Linked DNA regions of Homo sapiens: regions 1 and 3 are each linked to region 2. The links are chromatin contacts, found by Hi-C or POLR2A ChIA-PET in ENCODE. All regions are on one chromosome and are shown on one strand. The core of a region is the stretch at or near the end of the contact, and the rest is flanking DNA. Distances in the headings are between cores, read along the strand shown.

Region 1 (4,355 bases), core at 1,563-4,062, 530 kb before region 2:
TTGAGACCTTCCTGGCTAACATGGTGAAACCCCATCTCTGCTTAAAAAAAAAAAAAAAAAAAAATTAGCCAGGTGTGGTGGCGGGTGCCTGTAGTCCCAGCTACTCGGGAGGTTGAGGCCAGGGAATGGCATGAACCTGGGAGGCAGAGCTTGCAGTGAGCGGAGAGCTCACCACTGCACTCCAGCCTGGGTGACAGAGCAAGACTCCGTCTCAAAAAACAAAACAAAGCAAAACAAAAAAACTGACCCAATGGTCCCATAGACAGTTCTTTTTGATAAACATAGAAATTGACCTTTCTAGTCTTAAAGCTTGAAACTAATATTCGTTTTATCTGAGTTCCTTTCTTATGAAAGGACTTTCATACCTCTCAAAAAAAGTATCAAAGGACTGAAATTCACGAAGTCACCAGATCCAGACAATGAGATGCCTGACCCCTCATTCGTCATGATTTCTTCTTTGCCCCTCCCTAGTTCCTGTTTTCTTACACATTGTTACATTTTTCTCCCTGCTATATAAACCCACGTTTCAGTTGATAAGGGAAATGGATTTTTTTTTTTTTTTTTGAGATGGAGTCTTGTTCTGTCACCCAGGCTGGAGTGCAGTGGTGCAATCTCAGCTCACTGCAACTTCCGCCTCCCAGGTTCAAGCTATTCTCCTGCCTCAGCCTTCCAAGTAGCTGGGACTACAGGTGTGTGCTACCATGCCCAGCTAATTTTTGTATTTTTAGTAGAGATGGGGTTTACCATGTTGGCCAGGCTGGTCTCAAGCTCCTGACCTCAGGCAATCTGCCTGCCTCAGCCTCTTAAAGTGTTGAGATTACAGGCATGAGCCACCATGCCTGGCCAGGGAAATGGATTTGAGACTGAGCCCCCATCTTCTAGGATGTAGCACCCAATTAAAGCCTTCTTCCTTGGCATGTCATCATCTCAGTGATTGGTTTTCTGTGCAGCCAGCAGCAGGACCTAGACTGAACCCTTGGTGTTTCGGTAACAACATCAGTGTGATTGATGTCCTCATGAAACCAATGGAATCAGAATTTCCTAGAAATCTTTACAAAGCTTTTGCTTCTCTCATGTTGTATTCTTCAGTCCATGGTGGTTTACATTTGCCTCTTTTATCATCTCTTTTAGTCTGAAAATTTTCTGTTTCTCGTATTAGTGCTTTCAAATAGATTGCCTATTGGATTATTTTCTCATTTATATAGCAGACTCGGATTGGATGGGGGGATATGATTAAAAGACAATTACATATATTTAATACTTTTAGAGGATTTATACAGGAACAAAAATCAGAGGAAGACCTACAAGATTTTCTAATTTAAAAATTTTTAATTATTCTAATAAGCATTTCATGCTCTTAGCTCTTTACTATGAAGAAATGGACTGGGAGCCAACAGATCTGAGTTCCTGTCCCTGCATTGACAAATAATTCATTTTCAGAGCCTGTTTCACAAGCCATGAAATAAGGGAACCATTTTATGTAGAAAGTAGCTTCAAAACAGCTGGGATGAATAAAGTACTTTATTACCTGGAGACTTCAAACACAGTTTTTTTGCTGTGGCCCATAATTTGATAGTGTCTAATTGCATCTAAAATCCAAGTTTTCGGCCAGGCGTGGTGGCTCACACCTGTAATCCCAGCAATTTGGGAGGCCAAGGTGGGCGGATCATGAGGTCAGGAGTTTGAGACCAGTCTGACCAACATGGTGAAACTCCATCTCTACTAAAAATACAAAAATTAGCTGGGCGTGGTAGTGTGTGCCTGTAATCCCAGCTACTCAGGAGGCTGAGGCAGGAAAATCGCTTGAAACTGGGAGGCAGAGGTGGCAGTGAGCTGAGATCGCACCATTGCACTCCTGCCTGGGTGACAGAGTGGGACTCCGTCTCAAAAAAAAAAAAAAAAGTTTTCTGCGATGGCATCTAAGCATCTTTCTGTTCCAGTCCTGAACTGCCTTCCACATCACTTCCCACCCATCTTCTTGGGCCCTGATCCTTTATCACATGCTGTACTCTCAGGACTCCTGACCTTTGCTTCTGCTGTTCCCCCTGCCTAGCATACCACACCCATTTCTTTAGAAATCAAAGGCCCATCTATCTCCTTCAAAACTCAGATCTAGTGTTTCCTCTTGCATGCAGCTTTTTCTAACCTCAGCAGAATGAATTTCCCCCTTCCCTTTGTGCTTTCTCATAATGGAACATTTATCATATGGGATAATTACTTGTTACATGTTTTGTTTTCTATTTAATACCTCCTAAGTTTTGACTGAAGCTTGTCCACATGCTTGGTCACAGAACTGTCCTGGGAAATTCCCTGATGAATTATTTCAAAAGCAACCAAAGTGTCCTAACTTGATGGTAGCAGGGGAAAAACAAGGATCATCTCAGTGTGGCTGAATGAAAAGCAGTATCTATCTGGATCTTCATAAATGATGGAATTGATTTGCCACACCATTTGGTAAAGGCCTGAAGCCGTGGTTAACAGGGTTATTTTGATGAAAACTTGAAACAAAAAACACTCAAAGGACAACAGCCCCGGTGGCCCTTGAGGCAAATGATTGATTCCTGGGGCTATGTTGGAAAGTTTGGCAGAGAAGAGACTGAAATATGCTGTGGGGTGAGGAGGTTGTAGGAGGGGGCCCCACTGGGAGATTCTTGGGCTTTGGAAACATGGGGGAGAGAAAATGGTCCAGAAATGTTGTCTTGGGAAATTAGGGACAGCAGAGCTAGGGATAACAGCATGTCTAGAATACGCTGATAAATTTCCACTAGATGACGCTGTTTCCTCATTTGGCGAATGAGATTTATTACCCTACCCCTACCGGCCAACCTAAGCCCCGGACCACGGACCACGGACCACAGAGGCGTGAGAGCCTGGAGGCCTGGGCTCTAGTTCCAAATCTGCCCCTCCCTGGAATGAGGCCTGGAAGGAACAGACCTCCAAGATTCCCTGAGATTCCTCATTTGTAAAACAAAGAAATCCTCAACCAGGTGCTTTCTAAAACTTCTCCAATTACTTTTTAAAATACGTTTTATTTTTCCATTTTAATGAAAACTGTGGGGATATGTATTGCCTTTTATGTAAATATATACTTGTCATACAGAAATATCAATTTTTATTTAACCAAATCTCATTTAGATAATTAGACTCTGTAAAGCATACGGGGCAAGAATCAAATGAATAACAGTATACTTGTACACATTGGTATGCCTCCTGGGCCTAAACATTTCCCATTTATGTATGCAGTGAATTGTAGAGCTGGAAAGAATCTTAGAGGTTATACAAATAGTTCAGTCTTTTACGTATCTAATATCTAAACATAAGCTTCTCCAGGGGAAAAATTCTATTATTTTTTTTTCCATGATGAATTTTTTTTAGGGTCTGTAGTTGTAGAACTATGTCCTTGTGCTTGAGGCCAGCTCTATACTGAGTTCTCTCATGCAGGTTATCATTTGACGCACGACTTCCGAAGCTCGCTTAAGTCATAACTGAATCATTGAATGACATCAAACACCTAGCTGTTGTGTTTGAGCTCCTTTTTTTTTTTTTTTTTTTTGCCTACTCTTGTGATATGGGTCTGTCCAGCAGTGCTTCTCTCTGTTTGCTTCAGATGTTTTCAGTTATATGGAAATTAAACTCCAAGGGAAGAATATGGGGTGGATCAAATTCTGTAACTGTGTCAATCCCTGCCCCCTCCCCAGAGGACACATCCAGATCCATGTCTCTGCCTCGTGTTTACCATCAGTGGAGCCCAGATTGTTTCAACACATAGAAAGACCCACTGCTTTTCCTGGCAAGTCCTGAAGGTCATTTGTTTGCTGCTTTTTACGGTAATTGCAACAACCATTTATCCCCTTGTAAACAAATAGTGTGCTTCTAACCTATGTACCACAGTTAAAACGTTATCCCAGTAGGACAAGAGAGTTGCTGACAAAGAGAACTGGCAACATAGGGGGGAGAAAGAAGCAAGGCGTAGTCTGTCTCTTACAAATGTGGGTCATATATATTTCTGTCTGAAGGAGATGATGGACTTCAATTTTGTTCTTCCAATTCCTTTCTATACCCCAGTGAGAACAGTTTTTAGTACATATTTAAGTTCTTTTGCTTTAAGAAGAAAGATAAGAATGATAATAATCTCTGAATGTACCAATCCGCTGTTAAACCCCCTCCACCACCCACCAAATAACTCCTCTCACTAGATCAGTTCAGCCCCAGGGTTCATAGTTAACAAGGCTTCATTAGGGCTGAAAAAAAAATTGCCTTTGCTTCCAAACACGGGTTGAGCTCTGATACGGCCTCAGCAGGGAACAGATTTCCCCCTTTTATCTCTTTGCTTCACTGGTGTGTAATCTTGTCTT
Region 2 (4,425 bases), core at 210-2,709:
CACGCCCAGCTAATTTTTGTATTTTTTTAGTAGAGATGGGGTTTCACCATGTTGGTAAGGCTGGTCTTGAACTCTTGATCTCATGTGATCCACCCGCCTCAGCCTCCCAAAGTGCTGGGATTACAAGCATGAACCACTGCACCAGGCCACATAGCTACTTTTTTATTTTTTGTAGAGACAGAGGTCTCACTGTGTCGCCCAGGCTGGTCTTGAACTCCTGTGCTCAAGTGATCCGCTCGCCTCAGCCTCTGTATGTCTTTTTCTCTGCTACATATGAGACCTATAGGGTCTGATGTGGTAGCCACCAGCTACATGTGACTATTGAGCACCTGAATTGTGGCTAGTCTGAATCGAGATGTACTTTAGATGTAAAATACATACCAGATTTTAAACACAGTATGGAAAAAAAAAGAGAATATAAAATATTTCATTAATAATTTTATATTAAGTACAATTTAGAATGATAATGTTGGGGGTACATTGAGTTAAATAAAGTATATGTTTGAAATTAATTTCATGTTTCTTTTTACTTCACTTAATGTGTCCATTAGAACATTTACATTGTGTCTGTGGTTTATATTCTATTCCTATTGGACTGCACTCCTCTAGACTATACACTTCCTGAGTAGTAAAGGCTTATCCAATTATTCATCTGTTTATCCCCCAGGGAACACTAGCTTGTTCATAGTGGAAGAATCAATGAATATTGTTTAAATTCATTGCCAATTAAAAGAAATACTTTGCAATTTTAGTACACTACCTCCTTTCCACCTGAAATGTGCAGCCGAACTCCACAGTGAAAATGGGTAGACAAGGGAGACAGAGTTTTTTCCAGCCCCTATGAAGGCTAAAGGTATGGAACATGTGGTGTGGTCATGGAGGACACAGCAAGCCAAGACTGCTGATTCAGACAGGTTTCTCTATTTCCAAAACAAGAACTTTTATTGCAGAGTATGGAGGGAGCATTAGGACAGGAGGATCTTTGTGGTTTCTCACTGTATCTGTGGAAAAAATCTGAGGTTAAGGTTTAAATTAAACTGACATTTAAAAGAGCCTTTGTAGGCTCTTACTATGTGTATGTTAGCATCTGTTGCTATAGCTAAACTGACACTGATTATTATGAATGATGCTTTATGAGTGATGGAATAAAAATGTGGTTTCCTGCTTATGGACATTTCCTGGTGTTGGTTTCATCCTCTTTAATGATGAGATCAAGACCAGGGAAAATTACTAAGAGTATAGAAAACGTATCACAAAGAAAATATTATTAGGATACCAAGCATTTCTGAGATGGAAAAAAAAGTATTTAGAACTTCCGAATACCGCCTCTGTAATTTTATGAATTGTTTTGTTTCTGCTGGCTTCTGGTTTTGCAATCAGTTCTCCTTATGATTCACAGAGGCTCCCTCATGACTACCTTCACATGTGTTCCCCTTTTTGTTCAGAGACCTCTGAGGATGAACCAATGTATTTCTCATCATAAAATGGTTGAAGACATCTCTTTGCCCATTAGAAAGCCTAATTTCAAGGATTTTATGTTTTACCCTTGGAAAAGATGTTTAGTTTTAAACAGGCTTTTTCTCCAGGCGTATTTTCTACTGATCTCACAAAAGAGCTTCTGCTTCAACCAGACCTGTCTCCTCACTGTTCCTTGAAATGCCACTAGTTCTCTGTGTTTATTGCAACCTCTATCCTGCTACTGACCAAGGGTTCTCTCTGAATGTTTTACATTCAGACTCCACTTAAAAACTTGTCAGATTGCTACTGAAGTTTAAGTATGGAAAGAATTCTTGTAGTAGCCCTTCCCATAGGGCAATATCTCTTTTTACCATAACCAAGTTGCTCCTGTTTTAGCTTAGGCTAAACTTAATTTGCCTTCATTTTCCCCAGCTGTAAGAAGGGTCTTGGTAAACACTAACCTTCCGGTCTGAGTCATGTTTAGCCCTCATGATCTGAAGACATCCCAAGAGATCTCTTGTCTTAGTTTATGTTCCTTATCATTTTATCTATTAGAGTCACATCTTAGGTTAGGTAAGGAGATGGCATCTTTGTGTAAGACAAAATAACAAACATGAAAAGCTATGTTTACTCATTTCTGCTTGCCAACAAAGTAACTTCACAAAGCTCCTGACTCTGTGACAACATACAGCTCTCCAAAAGATACTTTAACAACAAAACAAAATAGAGCACAGGGTCCCCTATGTCTCTTGCATAGTACAAAATTACTTTCCATAAAAAAACTCTAATACATGTAAATACAAAAACACACAATTCATCTTAAAATGTACAAATTGATATTCTAACTTTATTAAGTCATTATCACATTTTCCAATCTACAACTCACTTTAATACTATTAAATATATACTATTATACACAACCTATACTATCCTTATAGTAGTCTTATTAAAATATTATATTAAATATAAAAAACCAAATCACAGTAAATAAAAAATAAATACAATCCAAAACGTATTTTCCAATAAATAGACAAATATACACACTAGGCCCAATACTCATTCCTTACTCCTACAACTCAAAATTACCAATCTTCCTTAAAAAAAAAAAAAAAGCCTTCTTATCTATATAAACAATCATTAATCTTATAAATACAACCAGACAATTAATTTATAACAAAAAAATTTATAGGACAAAATAACAAACATAAAAAAATTATATTTATTCATTTCTACTTGCCAACATAATTTTACAAAACTCCTGACTCTATAACATATAATTCTCCAAGGCTGGGAGTGGTGGCTCATGCCTGTAATCCCAGCTATCTGGGAGCCCGAGGCAGGTGGATCATTTGAGGTCACAAATTTGAGACCAGTCTGGCCAACATGGTGAAACCCCATCTCTACCAAAAACACAAAAATTAGCTGGGCATGGTGACATGTGCCTGAAGTCCCAGCTACTTGGGAGGCTGAGGCTAGAAAATTGCTTGAACCCAGAAGGTGGGGGTAGCAGTGAGCCAAGATGGTACCACTGTGACACTCCGTCTCAAAAAACAAAACAAAAAAAGACTTCTCCAAGAAAATACTGTAGAGACAAAACAAAATAAGACATACAACTCCCAAATGCCCCCAACCTCTCTTTACCTAAATCACTATATTCCTTAAAAAATAAAAAGCCCTAGTCCTTGTCTTTTTCTACACACAAAATAATGTCTAACAAAATTAATAATTATACTTCTATAACCTATAACCAGATAACTAAATATACTCTTTTTTAAAAATTTGTGTTTTTAGGCCAGGCACAGTGGCTCACGCCTGTAATCTCAGCACTTTGGGAGGCTGAGGCGGGCGGATCACAAGGTCAGGAGATTGAGACCATCCTGGCTAACACGGGGAAGCCCCGTCTCTACTAAAAAATACAAAAAAATTAGCCGGGCATCGTGTCCCAGCCTGTAGTCCCAGCTAATCTGGAGGCTGAGGCAGGAGAATGGCTTGAACCCGGGAGGCGGAGCTTGCAGTGAGCCGAGATCGCGCCACTGCACTCAGCGAGACTCCGTCTCAAAAAAAAAAAAAAAAAAAAATATTGTATTTTGTTTTTAGACAAGGTCTTGCTCTGTGCTCTGTCACCCACGCTGGAGTGCAGTGGCAATCACGGCTTACTGCAGCCTTAATCTCCCAGGCTCAGGAGGTCCTCCTACCTCAGCCTCCCAAGCAGTTGGGACTACAGGTGTGCACCACCATGCCCAGCTAATTATTTTATTTTTTGTAGAGACAGGCCTCCTAAAGTGTTGGGATTACAGGCATGAGCCACGAGGCGCAGCCCAAATATACTCTTACGTTCAAACCTTAATATAATTCTACTTTAATATAACTTCTAAACAAATCTAATACAATTTTATACATACTAAACCTCCACCACCTGTATATAAATAGATTAAAATATTAGCCAAAACAGGTTACTAACGAAACCTCTCTACAAACTACTTCCAGACTGTAGTCATCAGTCTACAGCCTGCAATAAGACTTCTAAAGAAAACTCACTTTAATTCTTTAAAAACTTATTTTTGTTTGGTTTGGTTTTAGTCAACACTTTTCACAAGAAAATTACTGGTGAAGTGGGACAGTCCACCTTGGAAGGCAAACTCTTCAGCAACTCCGTCCTCTCAGCCAATACCAGTCAGTTGTTCCTAACATTTGTTTCCCAGCAAATTTTATCTTTTTATCCCTTAAAAAAAATACTGACCTTTAGCACAAGTTAATGGTCTCTTATTTTACAGACATCTTTATCCTTACAGAATAGATGTGTTACAAGGAAACGAAAACTGAAAGAAAAAAAAACCCCATCAAAAAGTCAACAAAGGACATGAATAGACAATTCTCAAAAGGAGATATACAAACAGCCAGCAAACATATGAAAAAAATGCTCAGCATCACTAATTATCAGGGAAATGCAAATTAAAACCACAATTA
Region 3 (4,079 bases), core at 1,435-3,934, 580 kb before region 2:
AGAAGCAGCAATGCCTCTCTTGCCTGGGATTGAGATAGTGCGGCTGAAACTGCCTTCCTGGCAGCCAACCGGGCTATTCAGCAGATGCAGGCTCTATGAGTGATTGACCAAGGGTGCCCATTTGAATTTTATATGCATGTGACCACAGATGGGTTTGACTGGGGCCTGTGGCTGTGCATGGAGCACTTTAGAACACCAGTAGGCTTTTGGTCCCAACTTTAGAAGAGAGCTGAGCTCTGGTATTCATTGATAGAGAAGCAGTTAGTAACTACATATACTGCCCCTCAGGCTCATGAGAGTGTGGCAAGATGAGCTATAGTCATCATGCTGATGACTTACTCAATAGCAACATGGGTACATTTATGGCTATGGATCCCCCAGCCTGGGACAGTGCAGACATCCCTTTAGCAAAGTGGGGCACCTACTTAGAGCAGCAGAGTACACTGAGTACAAGCCCCTTAACAGCAGAGTTGCAAGAGGTCTTGGGACCTGTAGTCTTTTTTTTTTTTTGAGATGGAGTCTCGCTCTGTCGCCCAGGCTGGAGTGCAGTGGCACAATCTCGGCTCACTGCAAGCTCCGCCTCCCAGGTTCACGCCATTCTCCTGCCTTAGCCTCCCAAGTAGCTGGGACTACAGGCGCCCGCCACCATGCCTTCCTAATTTTTTGTATTTTTAGTAGAGATGGGGTTTCACCATGTTAGCCACGATGGTCTCTATCTCCTGACCTCGTGATCTGCCTGCCTTGGCCTCCCAAAGTGCTGGGATTACAGGCATGAGCCACCACGCCCAGCCAGGATCTGTATTCTTTTTTTTTTTTGAGACGGAGTCTCGCTCTGTCGCCCAGGCTGGAGTGCAGTGGCGCGATCTCGGCTCACTGCAAGCTCCGCCTCCCGGGTTCACGCCATTCTCCTGCCTCAGCCTCCCGCGTAGCTGGGACTACAGGCGCCCGCCACCACGCCCGGCTAATTTTTTTGTGTTTTTTAGTAGAGACGGGGTTTCACTGTGTTAGCCAGGATGGTCTCGATCTCCTGACCTCGTGATCCGCCCGCCTCGGCCTCCCAAAGTGCTGGGATTACAGGCGTGAGCCACAGCGCCCGGCCGGGATCTGTAATCTTAATGCAAGAGAAGGCCATGGGACCTGAGGCACCCCTAGTCATGGGTCTAGCCAAGGTGCTACTGCTGCTTGGACTGCTGTTGCAGTCCAACCTAGTACTGGCACCATATGGTTTGAAACCGGGTATGGACAAAGTAGCTAATGGGCTGAACTCAGGGCAGTGTGAATGGTGATGACCAAGGTGGTGACACCTATGGTAATCTGCACCAATAGCTGGGCAGTTTATTGAGGCTTAACCTTGTGGTTAACTACCTGCAAGTTACAGAAGTAGCTAGTTAGTCACCATTCCATGTGGGGCCAAGCCATAGGGAAAGACCTGAAGGAGGAAGGATGACCTTCTCCAACCACGTGTGGGGACAAAAGGTAACCTGTTGTTGCCTGCCCCAATGCCCCTAAAGGTAGGAAAATAAAAACCTGGCTTAATGTATAAAGCAGCATTGGGGTAACGTCACCTTGGGGTGGTTGCCCGCCATAACCTGGAGTTGTTGCTCCCTGTAGTACTGCTGTGGCCTCTGGATCCAGGGTTCTGCCCTGCAGGCATGTCTCCCACTAGAACTCCCTTGGCCTACAGGGTGGAATGTAAGGCCTATATGTCAGACCTGTGTGTCCAAAGCCTATGTCTCGCTCAGCCTAGGGGGTGGAGTGTAAGGAAAATGGATTTGCTGCAGTCAAGAATAGGCCAAAGGCCGGGCACGGTGGCTCACGCCTGTAATCCCAGCACTTTGGGAGGCCGAGGCGGGTGGATCATGAGGTCAGGAGATCGAGACCATCCTGGCTAACAAGGTGAAACCCCGTCTCTACTAAAAATACAAAAAATTAGCCGGGCGCGGTGGCGGGCGCCTGTAGTCCCAGCTACTCGGGAGGCTGAGGCAGGAGAATGGCGTGAACCCGGGAAGCGGAGCTTGCAGTGAGCCGAGATTGCGCCACTGCAGTCCGCAGTCCGGCCTGGGCGACAGAGCGAGACTCCGTCTCAAAAAAAAAAAAAAAAAAAAAAAAAAGAATAGGCCAAGGTAGATATCCAGTCCAGCATGACTGAGCAAGTTTGGAGCACAGGAGCACAACTCCACACATTATGTAATCACACCATGTGAGGCGCATTAGGTGATCACCCACATGAGCTTGTGCTTGGCTCGGACCCACTATTGTCTGTACAAGGTATAATTACCCTACTGATGCTGTACATACAGCTTGCACCTGGGCTCACTCGTGCCCAGAGGGAGAGTAAAGCCATGTCGAAACTGTCTACGATTCCTCGAGTGTTTTTCCAGCTACCCACCACTCACCCACTGACTCCCCTCAGACCTCAGTTAGAACCTGACACTGACTAAGACACAGTCATAGCTCAGAGGATGTTTGATTTCTTATCCTGGACACTGAAAGCAGTTACATGGATTCTAGCATACTTTGGCATAATTTCTCCTCCTGCATACCTTATGGGGTGAGGATATAGAATATGTCCCCGTTGCTAATCTCTAAGTGAACTCTGTACCTTTAAATCTTCATGGACAAGCATCCTTGTGGTTTTCACCAGGTGCACTCAATCTAGAACAGGAAGGAGTGTGGATGAAGTTTCTTGTGTTAAGCAATAACAGATGTATGTATCCAGTGCTGTGCCGGTCAATGTTTAAAGCTCAGCTCTGGTGGAGGTGGGGTCTAGGAAGCCCTGATTTGTAGCGTTTGCCATTTTCTGTGGTGTAAATATTTTTACCATGCTGATTTTAAACCAAAAGTGTAACATCATTGAACATACTTTGGGAAGAGATGCTACCCAGCTCTTGCAAGCTGATGCGAACTGGTTCCAGCACCTCCCAGTTTACACCCAGTTACAGACAGATTGGGATAAACACATTTATGTTACAGTGGGAATTTCATAGGTTAAAACATTACAGTAAAGAAGTTTGACGGGAAAGTCATTGTGGGGGTATTATTAGTCAGCAGGTGACTATAAATAGGAAGCACAGGTGTGTTTGTGTTCTCAGTGGAGGGCCCTGCTGCTGTTCACTCACTCCGGGTTTCAGATGCAAAGTGAAGGCAGCCTGGTGATCCTAGAATCCTGATACATTGTCACAGCGTCTGAACTATTGGATATGTTGGCTTACTATTTGCAAATAAAGCTTCAGTTATAGCTTGAAGCTTATTTTATCCTTTCTCAAATTAGTTTTATGTCGAATTAGCAACATAAGGTGAGAATGAAAAAATTAACTAAAAATGACAGAACAACTAACGTGGTTTCTTGTTTTCCTTCTTTTCTTCTTTTTTTTTGTTTTTTGTTTTATGTTGTTTTTGAGACAGTCTTGCTCTGTCTTTCAGGCTGGAATGCAGTGGTCCAATCTCGGCTTACTGCAACCTCTGCCTCCCAGGTTCAAGTGATTCTCCTGCCTCAGCCTCCTGAGTACCTGGGATTACAGGCTTGTGCCACCACGCCCCACTAATTTTTTTTTTGAAACAGTATCTCACTCTATTGCCCAGGCTGGAGTGCAGTGGCACGATCATGGTTCACTGCAACCTCCACCTCCTGGGCTCAAACGATTCTCATGCCTCAGCCTCACGAGTAGCTGGTACTAGAGGCGTGTGCCACCATGCCCGGCTAATTTTTTGTATTTTTAGTTGAGACGGGTTTTCACCATGTTGCCCAGGCTAGTCTCGAACTCCTGAGCTCAGGCAGTCTGCCCACCTCGGCATTCCAAAGTGCTAGGGCTACAGGCGTGAGCCACCATGCCCGGCCATAATTTTTGCATTTTTAGTAGACACGGGGTTTCACCATGTTGGCCAGGCTGGTCTTGAGCTCCTCACCTCAAGTGATCCACCTGCCTCAGCCTCCCGAAGTGCTAGGATTACAGGCATGAGCCACACCCCCGGCCAACTAACATGGTTTCATTGAAGTTCTCTGAATATACTCCTGAAATTTGACCAAAATCATATAACCAAATCTTGGCATCTAGAACCCAGGAGCTGGCCCGTAATAC

The links. Hi-C counts contacts between places; a loop is a spot of excess contacts on that map. ChIA-PET counts read pairs that join two places held with the same protein, here RNA polymerase II (POLR2A). Pooled maps may share reads with other maps.
Region 1: a map of mammary epithelial cell shows a loop between it and region 2 (4-fold over the local background). The contact joins two enhancer-like sites. A Hi-C loop is called at or near these places in 4 of 168 maps with a recorded cell type or tissue (A673, IMR-90, endothelial cell of umbilical vein and 1 more) and 4 of 50 pooled maps. POLR2A ChIA-PET finds 5 or more read pairs at or near these places in 3 of 52 experiments (BJ, HCT116 and activated naive CD4-positive, alpha-beta T cell).
Region 3: a pooled map shows a loop between it and region 2 (6-fold over the local background). The contact joins two enhancer-like sites. A Hi-C loop is called at or near these places in 6 of 37 single-sample maps with no recorded cell type and 5 of 50 pooled maps.

What each region holds. Positions count from the first base shown.
Region 1 is chr6:134,821,533-134,825,887 of GRCh38, reverse strand. The region is part of intron 2 of LOC101928277 (a long non-coding RNA gene); the gene reads left to right. Among named protein-coding and RNA genes, the nearest start is that of ALDH8A1, 130 kb to the left of the region's middle. Within about 2 kb of position 2,812, at least 5 of the 41 ENCODE cell types and tissues checked have a DNase peak (open chromatin) inside an H3K27ac peak, as active enhancers do; they include IMR-90, where a contact is called at or near this core.
Region 2 is chr6:134,285,590-134,290,014 of GRCh38, reverse strand. The region is part of intron 1 of SGK1 (serum/glucocorticoid regulated kinase 1); the gene reads left to right. Among named protein-coding and RNA genes, the nearest start is that of SGK1, 30 kb to the left of the region's middle. Within about 2 kb of position 1,459, at least 8 of the 41 ENCODE cell types and tissues checked have a DNase peak (open chromatin) inside an H3K27ac peak, as active enhancers do; they include IMR-90, where a contact is called at or near this core.
Region 3 is chr6:134,869,761-134,873,839 of GRCh38, reverse strand. All of the region lies in intron 2 of LOC101928277 (a long non-coding RNA gene), which reads left to right. Among named protein-coding and RNA genes, the nearest start is that of ALDH8A1, 78 kb to the left of the region's middle. RefSeq lists enhancers at 1-39, 120-199, 230-279, 290-409. Within about 2 kb of position 2,684, at least 3 of the 41 ENCODE cell types and tissues checked have a DNase peak (open chromatin) inside an H3K27ac peak, as active enhancers do.